Regions from separate parts of the Homo sapiens genome. Here region 2 is linked to region 1. Evidence: read pairs that join two places in POLR2A ChIA-PET (ENCODE). Cell type or tissue: MCF 10A. All regions are shown on one strand. Each heading gives the region's core, and the rest is flanking DNA. Links, peaks and the distances in the headings are about the cores only.

The links. Peaks named below come from ENCODE experiments on the same cell type or tissue, not always from the same donor. Only the 100,000 strongest peaks of a DNase experiment are listed, where the experiment ranks them.
Region 2: POLR2A ChIA-PET joins it to region 1 with 5 read pairs; 1 of 35 experiments calls an interaction of 5 or more read pairs at or near these places.

Annotation. Positions count from the first base shown.
Region 1 is chr2:46,643,012-46,648,851 of GRCh38, reverse strand. LOC105374584 (a long non-coding RNA gene) reads right to left here. Exons shown (of 2, transcript XR_940058.3): 2 at 1-837. Among named protein-coding and RNA genes, the nearest start is that of CRIPT, 29 kb to the right of the region's middle. In MCF 10A, for the core only: no CTCF peak of the experiment used is centred there; DNase peaks (open chromatin) are centred at 531, 3,001 and 4,701.
Region 2 is chr2:46,330,197-46,336,036 of GRCh38, reverse strand. All of the region lies in intron 1 of EPAS1 (endothelial PAS domain protein 1), which reads right to left. Among named protein-coding and RNA genes, the nearest start is that of EPAS1, 36 kb to the right of the region's middle. In MCF 10A, for the core only: no CTCF peak of the experiment used is centred there; DNase peaks (open chromatin) are centred at 1,136, 1,866, 3,096, 4,116 and 1 weaker place.

The DNA.
Region 1 (5,840 bases), core at 483-5,482:
TAAGTGAGAAACCATAGGCTCAGGGCTGACACACGTTAGCTGTGTAGTGCCACTTCTCTGTGTCTCAGTTCCCATCTATGAATGAAGGAGGTGGAATGAGATGGTTGCTAATGTTGCTTCCTGGTCTAGCATCCCATGAGCCTAGTTAACTAGAAGTTAGAGGATGGGTAGTTATTCATTAAACCCAGAATACATAGTCCCAAACAGAAGGGGCCATATGATCCTTACTTCCAGATATAAAAGTTGAGAAGGCTGGTTACCATAGCAACTCACCTTCATGAAGTCATTTATAAATTCAATTTTGTAAAGTGACAATATTATGTACTGGCACCTGCAAAACTCCATAATGTTTCCTTTGCTTCCATTCTTGCCCCGGGCGATGGTGCCAAGAATTGTCATAATCTAGAGAAGCAATCAGAGTTCTCAAGCTGCCTTTCGGTCTGCTAGAACAGAAGGTGCTGACAGGGGTGGGAGTAAAGGAAGGCCTCCTTTCAGTTTACTAATTCTGCAGCCGCCCTTCACAAACTCCAGCAAATATTTTGCGATGTTGCAAGGTGTTACGAAAAGTGAAAAGCAAGCTGTGATTCAGCTGGTACGAAGACTTTGCAAACAAAAAAGAGTGATCTGTTTGCAGCAGACTATTACTTCTGCCAGAGCCCACAGACTGGAATACTAAAAGAGGAATTTCTGCAAGACATTGCCATCATACTTACTGGATTTTCAAAACAAAACCAATTTTAAATTGTTTGGCCTGGTAGGTTTCACCTTGTGAACCTCAGATTCCTGGGAGCTGTAGAGTCACTGCAAGGGATCTGCAAACCAGCGTGCATGTTCCGTCTGTAGAGTGAATGAAAAATATGCTCATCCATATGGATTACTTTTCAAATACACATAAATGTCATTGTGATGAATACAAGAAATTAATTTGCAATGTTAGTGAAGATACCTCAGCTCGTTATGAATTTTCGTAACTGATATTCAAAGTAGAGCCAATATCATGCTTGAGTTTAAGAAAACTCTTTTTCATGTTGAAAAGCAGTCTTCACACTTGTCAGATCACTTGTCTTGGTTCTTGGGGCAGAGGATATGGACACCTTACCATTAGGAGAGAAGCTTTCCCCCAGGATTGGCTCTGCTTTCACGGCATATGTTGGATAATATACCCACCATTTGGTTTCTAGAACCTTAACATTTGATAGGAAGACATTTAAGTGGCTCGTTGAGCCCTGTTCTTCCATGAGATACGTCATCCCTGAATATAAGTAAGATCTGAGCAGTGGACACAATTCTAGTCCAGACATTTATGTAAGAAATAGAAACTAATTTTGATTTCAAGCCTCCCTTTCTTTGCATTGTCAGAAACTTTATCTCAGTGAACTTGTGGATTTCAACCTCACCTTCCCCTGGAGTTGTATCTAGTTTCCGGGAGGGGGCTTCTGAGATGCAAGATGTGCAGAAAGGGAGGGGGGAAGGAGAGAGAGTGAAGGATGTGGTCCTCAAGATCATTCTTCCACACTGGTATTTATTGAGACATTCTTCACTCTTGTCTGTGTGACCCTTTCGGATTCAGGAGCACTCTCCATTTCTCTGATGTGCTCTTGGGCATGAAGAGACATGCTTCTTTCTCACTGGGGCATGGGAAACTTTGCACATCTGCCTACGTTCTCTTCAGTGGGGACCCATTATGCACCCATTTCTCCTCTGGGGCTTCACTGAGGATGCAAAGAACATGTCTTTTCTGCTCCCAAGTCTCACAAAAACATCTGCAATTGTGTCACCTTCCCAGGGTGAAGTAGCACACAGGATCCAGAAACATCTCTGCCCTCTGTACCTTCCCATGAATTCACTTCCTCCCCCTAAGAAACTCTTTTCTACTCTTGTTATCTTTTCTTCCAAATATTTTATCTATGCCACATTTGTTTGTTTTTTCCTTCCCATAAGGGCAACTTCTGAATCCAAAAGCCAGGAACATACTTTTATTTCTCTGCCTCTTATTATCACATCTCATCTCTGAGATAAGGAGTACAAACCAGGCTAGCTGTCCAAATGAGGGGAAGGAAAAACGAGGTAAGGAATTGGCTAATATTATTCTGCTGATTAATATAGATTTCACGAATCTAGGGCCTGCAAGAAAGGAGGTCAGCCCCAAATGAAACCAAACACTGAGCAAAAAGTGAATTTTTCTAGAATAATTAAAATAGGACCCCCAGCATTGGTGCAGTTTTTCTACTGGCTGTTGGTATTTTCTGCAGTCGGGCATCCAGAGCTAAGTGCCTGGACTTCGGGCACAGTGCTGAATTAAAAGGATCTTTTCTAAAGATTGGGTGAACAATTAAAGCTCCATCAGTCGTATATAGAGGTGCTTCACAGCCTGTCAGACTTGGGTTTTGGAAGAGGAGGGATGGGAAGGGAAGAAAGGGAAAGCAACCTAAGTTTCTAGCTCCACAGTCTCTGCCCCAGCCAGATCCGAAGTCCCTTCATTCACTCATTTATCCTTTCATTCAAAAACCATTGAATTTCTATAGTGGGCTATATACAGGGAACAAGGAACTCTGTATTTTAGTCCTGGCAAATTCATCTAAGACTCTCTTTGAAAAAAAAAAAAAAAGACATGGTTTCTGGATTTAAGGCTCTCACAGTGTAGTTGGAGGAAGAGCCCATGCGAAGATAGGCAAAGTAGCAATTTCAAAGTTATGATGAGGAAAATGCAGGTTGTAGGTGACTGTGAGGCAGGACACCTAGCCAGTCCTTGAGAACTCAGAGAAGGGTTCCTGGATAGGCCAGAAAGATAAGTGGAAACTTGACAGAGGGAGTACCAGGGCTCTGGGGAAAGAGCAACCTTGAACAGGCTAGGCCACAGGCTAGACTGCCTCTTAAGTAGAAGAGGGCCCCAGGAGCAGCTGGTCTGGCTCTGAACCAGCCTCAGATTTCCAGCAGCAGTGATGACTCTGCATTTCAAACTTGGTGATTATGAACACACATTTTTCGGATTCAAAGGAGTTAGCTGCTACATGCCTGGGCAAGAAGATTCCATTTCCCTGTTTCTCAACTTGTGCTGTGTGAATCAGGAGCCTGTAGGAGGAACACGGGGGTGGAGGGTCCTTCACAATGAAAAGCCTCAAACTCTCTTCCCCCTCACATCTTGAAGAGAGAGTGGCAGCTGCCTTCGAAGAGCCTATATTCCAGGCAAAGATGAGTTTGTTGGCAAAACCATGTAGGAGGCACCAGAGTGCTAAATTAGAGCTTTTGCAAGCAATATATTTTTATCATTAAACTCTTGGCTAAAGCTCATTTGTTCCAAATGGGCTGCCTTAGAAAGTATGCTCACCTGAGTATGGGGTGAGGGCTTTGAAAATACAAGTTTGTTCCAAAAGATGCACAAAGAAACAAAATTAACATTTATTTTATAAAAGAAGGATAGTGTGAAAAGGGATACAGCTCTTTGGCTCACTAAATCATGAGATTAGACTATATTTCTCCTGCCACGAAGAGTGGAAAATTAACATCCTGTTTGAGGAACCTCAATCACATAACCTAAAGGCCAACTCCATGTCATGGAGACAAATCAGAGAACCGAATTTGAAGGAAGGCCCAAACATTGCAGATCCCACAGGAAATGATTACATACTATTATTCTTGAGTGAATGTAGTAATATAATCCTTGAGTAAATAATCAGAACAGACTAAGTGTATTTGCGTTAAACTGTAAACAATCATCTAGATCAAATTACTTAATATTTTAATCCATGAATGTAGAATAATACGTGCTTTAGCTTATGCCAATAGGACAATCCTTAGAGATGTCTGAGTTACTTCTGGCCATGAATTTAATCCACAAAGTGATTAAGAAATTAAGAAACAATAAAATAGCCTGGGAAAACAATGTATCACTACTGTGCAGCCACTAAGCTTCTGCATCAACCCGAGGATTTTCCACACATGCTCATCATTCCAGAACTAACTAAAACAGGGGTCAGGAAACTTTTTCTTGAAGGGCCAAGCAGTAAATATTTTAGGATTTGCAACTCTGCCATTGTACACAAAAGCAGCCATACACACTATGTGAATAAATGGCTATGGCTATGTTCCAATAAAACTTTATGTGCATAAATATGCAACTGGCCTGTGGACCACAGTTTGCTGACCCTTGATCTTGAACAATTGCATAGGTGTAGAAAGATGGTCCTTTTGGAGAAATTATGAGTTCTTTAGAGCTCCATGGCAGACCAATTTCTGTGGGGCTATATGGTGAGGGTGCATTAGTCCACTGGCCTGCAAACTGCACCCCCCTTTTTTTTTTTTTTTGAGACAGAGTCTTGCTCTGTCTCCCAGGCTGGAGTGCAGTGGTGCAATCTCGGCTCACTGCAAGCTCTGCCTCCCGTGTTCACGCCATTCTCCTGCCTCAGCCTCCTGAGTAGCTGGGACTACAGGTGCCTGCCACCACACCCTGCTAATTTTTTTGTATTTTTAGTAGAGACGGGGTTTCACCGTATTACCCAGGATGGTCTCAATCTCCTGACCTCATGATCCACCCACCTTGCCCTCCCAGAGTGCTGGGATTACAGGTGTGAGCCACAGCGCCCAGCCCCTTTCTTTATAAATATTATATAAGGAAGCCTTTATAAAGACTGATGGGTGCTGTCAAAGAGGCCAGATGACTCAGCAGGCAGCAGACTTGATGTGGGATTCAGGGAGAATTGTTAGTTTGAGGTATAAACCACAGGAATAACCACAGTAAGCCAATCCCATAGTCTTTTCACACTTTCACCTGGACTGTGGCTTTGTGAGGTAACATGGGGATTCTGTACCTGATACCAATTTCAAAAGTTAAGGTTGTACACCAAAAAGTTCCAGTTTCCTTTCTAACTAAGCAAATGTTTCATTTGGGGCTGGGTAGGTACATTTTCCTGCCATATGCATGGTCCCTGCTGAATAAACATTGCTTTGTAAGCCCCCCACCCCACCACTCCCCACAACCTATCCCCTGCCATAGTTGGCCACTCAGTTATGTGTAACTTGCACTCTGTCTTGAAAAGTGGAGCTGGGCCCTAGTTCTCTTTCAGTCATCTGAACTGAAAGCAAGAGGGAAAATGCAGGCAGAGACACAGCCAGAAGGGTCATGTGGCCTCAAGGCCTGGAATAGCCTCTAGGGGGCCTTGTACAAGATGTGTTCAATGAAAAAGCACAAGCAATATTATGAAAGTGTTTCCTGTTGCGGGAAGTCAGGGACCCCAAACGGAGGGACCAGCTGAAGCCACAGCAGAACATAAATTGTGAAGATTTCACGGACATCTATTAGTTCCCCAAATTAATACTTTTATAATTTCTTATGCCTGTCTTTACTGCAATCTCTGAACATAAACTGTGAAGATTTCATGGACATTTATCACTTCCCCAATCAATACTCTTATAATTTCCTATGCCTGTCTTTACTTTAATCTCTTAATCCCATCATCTTTGTAAGCTGAGGATGTATGTCGCCTCAGGACCCTGTGATGATTGCATTAACTGCACAAATTGTTTGTAAAACACATATGTTTGAATAATATGAAATCTGGGCATCCTAAAAAAGAACAGGATAACAGTGATTTTCAGGGAACAAGGGAGATAACCATAAGGTCTGACTGCCTGTGAGGCCAGGCAGAACAGAGTCATATTTCTCTTCCTGCAGAAAGCCAATAGGAGAAATATCACTGAATTCTTTTCCCAGCAAGGAATAACCCTGGGAAAGGAATGCATTCCCAGGGGGAGGTCTCTAAAATAGCCGCTCTGGGAGTGTCTGTCTTATGCAGTTGAAGATAAGGGATGAAATACACCCTGGTCTCCTGCAGTGCCCTCAG
Region 2 (5,840 bases), core at 496-5,495, 310 kb after region 1:
CTTCAGTGAAGAGTTAAAGCATCGGGAAGGCTCCTTCCCACTTGGAAATCTCCATTTCCTCCTGCAGCGTGAACAAGAGAACTCTATGGACAGAGGCCGAGTGAGCCAACTGCGCAGGGAGTGAACTCACTCTGAATGGGGCTGTTCTAACACCCGCCAAGTCAAGTCATTAAGATGCCATCCCCGAGGTGCAGCCCCCAGCGTCACCTCTGGATATCCATATCCTCAAGCCCGCCGGCAGAAAGGATGAATGGTGAGCACAGAGCTGGTGAAAGCAAGCTCTTTCATGAGCAGGGCGTGAGAGGACCTCTCCGGCTCCTCTTAAGGTGGGGGTGGGGCGCTTCGGAGTAGAAGTCGTTCCTCCTCTCTCCCACTGCCTCCTCTACCACACCGAACTAAAATTAACCCTCAAATTTACAGGGAGTTACCCAAAAGATTGCTCCACAAAAGGCAACCAAGAAGGGGGCTGGGTAATAACATTAGAAAAAATATCTGCAATGCCAAAAATAATCACTGTGTCATGAGAAAACAGAGCTGGACTGCCTCAGAGGCCAGCACTGGGTATATACAGGAAGGAGGGGGCAGAAATTCCCCTGGCAGTGTCGTCAAACATTCTGGATGGAAAAAGGCGGGTGGGGGGCGGGGGTGCACATAACCGGGACAGACAGTTGTCAGAACTCTTTTCAAGTACAGAATATGATTTTAAGGGTCAGTTCTCTCTTCTTTATTTCAGACACTTTAATTTCAAAGAAAACATTTGTTTAGACTTTTAATCAGGACTGATGCTTGATCACATGCTAATAGTGAAATATCCTAGGATCTGCCTTACTAATCCCAACATGTTGCCAGAACTTCTGGTTCCTGGAATTTAAAGTATTTCAAAACAGCAAGAGAAGGGGGAGAAAGCACGGGATCCCTCACTCTCCTACCCCCATCCTCATAACCCCTTCTCCCCTCCCTATTAAAAAAAGGAAAGCAAAGAAAGAGGAAAAGTGAAAGAGGAGAGAGCTGGTAGAGAATCTGTCCTGGGCTTCCTTTATAAAGAATCCTGATCTGAGGCCTGTTCACATGGTCACATGTCTAGTATTGTGGGATCTGATTCATGCCACAGCGCGAACACTTGCTTTCCCCCAATTCTGCCCTCTCTTGCTCTGATGAGAAGTGAGATGTCTGCGCACATTTCCATTCCTTTGTAAAGAAGTCATCAAAAGCCACAGGAAATGCTAAAAGTCTTTTCCAAATTTATTATCATGCTCTCAAATAACATTGAGCAATTTGGGAAATAAAACTGTATTTTTCCCCCAGCAATGGCTTATTCCCTCTGCTCATTCAATATATATTAATGATTCTCTCTTCCTACGATGGGGCTGTGAGCAGTAGAATGAAATGTGGAACAACTATGCCTGACCTCAGGGAGCTTGCAGAGAGGTGAAGAGCCAAGTCCTGAAGAATGGGCTGAACAGTCAGGGCTGTAGGAGTTTGGGAGGAGAAAGCCTGCAAGGCTGGAGAAGACAGGGAGAACTCTGCTGGAGGTTGGCTTTGAAAGAAGAGCAGGATACAGGGAGGCAATCAGGATGGCAGAGGGATGACAAAGACACACTGGGAATGGGCAGAGGTGCCAGTGGTCGGGAGACAGGCTAGAGAACAGGGAGCAAGGCATTGAGAATCTGGGTGGGGAGAACGCATTCATTAAACAGACCTTGTTGAGTATCCATAAGGTGCCAAGCACACGAAAGGGCTTTAAACAAAAGGACAGGTAGCTAAAGTCAGATGCCCGGATAATTGCCTAGCCTGTTGTCTGATTAGTGGCTGAGGTGCCAGGTGGTGGGCAGTGCCAGAACCCAACCTCCATGCTCCTCCTGCTGGTCATGCTTTGGCCCTGCTGGACAGCAAGTGTGAGAACCCCTCTTTTCTTGGCACCAAAGCCAAGGAAAATGAAACCCTCTGTTGGAAGCTCTAAATATGGCAGCAATTCCTGGGCTGCCACAGGCTGGAGCCTCAGCTCAGTCCACAGAGACCTCCGCAAGGCATTCTTGCTGAACAGTAACTCATAAATGTTACCCATGGGATGAAAAACAAACTTCACCCAGGGCACACGCCTCCTCTGGCTCTGGTGGTGTTTTATTTATTTCCACAGACCTTAGTCCCCATCTTCTGTTTGTTTCCCTTGCCCCTCACTTTCTTTACCACTGACCAAGAATAAAATTTGAGTCAGATCTTGGGGCAAGGAACAGCTCGCCAGCCCACCACTCTTTCCCCAAAACCATTTTCAGCTTGTCGCTCCCCCATTTTAAAATGAAAATTGCTCCCCACCATCCTCATGATGAAGTCCAAGCTGGACGTGCTCCTTGAGGTCTCCCAGCCCTTTCCAAACTTAGCTCCTACGATCCTGTAGCTCCACGCTTACTCCAGCCAGACCACACTATGCCCTGCCACCCCCAAACTCCGCACCCCTTTCTGCTGCCCAGCCATGTCCCCAGTTGATTTGTTCCACCTGAAGTGCTTCTTCCTTTCTGACCTTCTAAACCCTAAAGTTTGAGAGCCAACATAGGCCTGCCACCTCCACAGAGGCTTTTCTGAGCATCTTACCGAGCCTACACTGGTGTCTCCTCCTCACTCCTGCCTGGAACACTTAGACAATCTGTGCTACTTGACTGCAAGGCACCGTCACCTTGTTAGTCCTAGTTTTAAGGTTCTCTGAGGGCACAGGCAAAATGTCAAACCTCTCATGTATCAAAGTACCTTACTCCAACAATAATAGTGTCATACAGCCCTTTCAGTTATGGTATGGTGAGCTGGCATGAAGATTAAATCAGTCACGGTCCCCCAGCTGTGGGGGTATTGCAGAGTTCCAATGCTTTAGTGCTTCCAGTAGAAAGTGGATTAATAAAGGCGAGTGATGGTGGCTATATTCATCACTAGGTTGCTTAACACCCCATGACTCCTCACTGTCCCCAGGAAACAAATCCCTGTATACTAAGGATGTTTTCACACAGAAGTAGCTGGCTGTGCCCGCTGTCCACATCATGGGTGTGTTTCGTGAGCCAGCTGCTAGTCAGCTCTCACTGACACAGGTGAACAAGTCCGGACAAGGGCAGACCCCTCCCCTCCTGACCCGTCCCATCCTTAAGAGGCCAGGGAGGTTTCTGCCTCAGATCCCACCTCCTCGACACTACAGAACAATCTGTTGCCCAACACCCGTGGCCCAGAGCCCTCACCTCACATGTGTAGGTGCCCTGCTTGGACTCAGATTTCTGGCAGAGGATGCCAGGGCTTGGCCAGGGTTCCACCCTTCTGGTGATATAACATAGAGGTGAGAAAATGGGCCAAGCCCCAGGGGGAAAAAGCCACTAACACAAAAATCCTAAGAAACAAAACAAAAATGAAAACCTAATGACATCCCTAAAGATCAGCAAGTGGGGCTAAAGAACAGCCCACACTTTGGAAAAAACACTGTCCATTAGCCCAAACTTCAAAAAGTCCACTCTACTCTACTCCTCCGCCTTTGACTTCCCTGCAAGACACACATCAGACGAGGAGGGGGTTAACAGAACCCAGCTGCCCCTCTTATCTGGCTAGCCTGCTAATGGCGAATCTCTGCTACTGAGGTCCCGTCAGTGATTTCTGCAAATCACTTTTATTAGAGATAATGTCATCTTTACTTCATTATCCAGCCCAGCAGCCAAAGAGAAAACAAGTTGATACACACACACACACACACACACACACACACACACACACACACGTATTTTTTTTTTTTTTTCTGTGAAACACCAGTTCTGTCCATTAACACTGACAGGTGACAGGGAACTGAAACTCCTGGACCATTCTTATAAGATTTTGGTCAAAACTTGGCACTTAACCCTCTTTTTCCTGGGACAAGCAGAGCACACCCCACAGCCTCTTCCCCAGAGCCTCTAAAGCAATGGTTGGTTTCTGTGCGATGCTCATTGCCCTGGCAGCTGAAGACAGGGCCGCTGGTGACACCATGGCAGGCCGGCCTGCACACTCAGTTCTGTCCAGCAGATAAAACAGTTGTATAACACGCAGGCAGGTGAGTGCAGGAGCACTGCTAATTCTACTTTATGCAAAGCAATAATTAACATGTGAGTCAGCAGCAGAGAAAGACTTTAAGCCCGGGGAAAAAAAAACAGCCTGAAAGTCCTGAAGCCTCAGAGGCAGCGCCGTGTCTGATTAAACGATTTAGAAGATTAGAGTGAGTGTAGGGAGACCTAAGTGGAGGTGGGGTGTGACTGCAGTGGCTCTCCCTGAGTAGTCTCTCAGCTGTGTCCAGGATACTCTGAATTTCGGTGCCGGTTGGTAGAAAGAAAAGGTTCATTTTTCCAGAATCAACTAAGAAGTGGTCTTTTCTGTCTCTCCGCTTAGTTATTTCCCTTAATTATTTTTAAACCTCGGAGCTTTGGCTTCATTGGAGTGACGTCTGATGGCCACAGAGATTCTGACAAATGCATCTGTTCTTTTCCCATGGTGGTCTGCCAAACCCCACAACTCTATGCCACCTAGAGGAAAGATCTAAAGCAGTCAGAGTTCTAAAAGGCCACCCTTACATAGCTAAAACAGTTTTGTTTTGTTTTAATGAAAAAGTACTTCTTGGCATTTTAGCATTTTTGTAAAAAGTATGGCTCCTTGGAATTTAAATCACATCTGGTCTTTGTTTGATGAGCCAGGGCTTTCATTTATTTGACAGTTACTGAGTGTCTACTACATGCCAGGCACTGGGGATAGAGAAGGGAAGACAGATCCCTACCCTCCAGGAACTGACAGCCCAGTCAGGGAGACACACTGAGCAGACCAGGCCAAGCGCATGTGCCATGCAGATGCAGCAGGACTGCCCGGGCTTGAGGACTTGGACACTTACTCTATGACCTGGGGCAAGTTACTTAAGTTTCTCTAAACCTCAGCGTCTATGAGTGCCTGCCTTACAGAGCCTCTGTGAGGAATAAATAATATATACATGTATGCAGAGAACCATGCCTAAGAAATACTACACACTCAATAGTGTTGAGGCCATTGCTACAGAAGTCAGGAGCAAGTGCTCTGGGAGCAAGAAAGATGACATAACCCAAAATGGGGAGGAAAAAAAAAAAGACTCCTCAAGGGTTTCCCCAGTTGTGAATTTAAGGACAAAGGAGAGTTAGCCAGGACAAGGAGGTGGTAAAGGAGTCCCAAAAAGATGGGGCAAAATCAGGCCCCGTGAGGCTATGGTTGTAGGAGGACAGGTCTTGCCAACAGGGGCTGAACTCCAGAACAATGCTTGGGACCATCCCTCCTAAGGTGTCCCAAGGTGCCCTCAGCCGGAAGCAGAATCCTGGTTTAGCTGAACCATGGGGCAACCCTATTGTGGCATTTCTTCTATTTTTGCATTCCTTGTGCTTTGACAATGAGATGATTGTGTGGATATTACAAGAGGTGATTATCTCCATGGGCACTGAGCCTGTTTTAGCGCAAAGACCTTGCTTTGCCAGAGCCAAGACTTCTGAGGTCACAGCTAAGTTGCCAATTCTAGAGAACTTCTGACAAACCTCAAGGCCACTGGGAACCCTGCTCTTTGCAGGATGGCTTATTTTAAAAGATAAGCTACACTAAGTAGGTGCTGGGCAGAAGGTAGCCTGGACTTGAGAGAGCCTCAGTTCAGGGACAGTGCACTACCCATCTATGTGTGCCTAGCTCTACGTGTAGGAAGAGAAAAAGACAGCCTGTGCTATGAAGCGATAACAGCTCAGAAACGGAGCTGGATTCTGGATTCTGTAAAGCCTTTTATCCCAGATCTCTGTGGGAATGGGGGTGCTTGGTGAAGCTCATGCCATCACGGGGGTCAG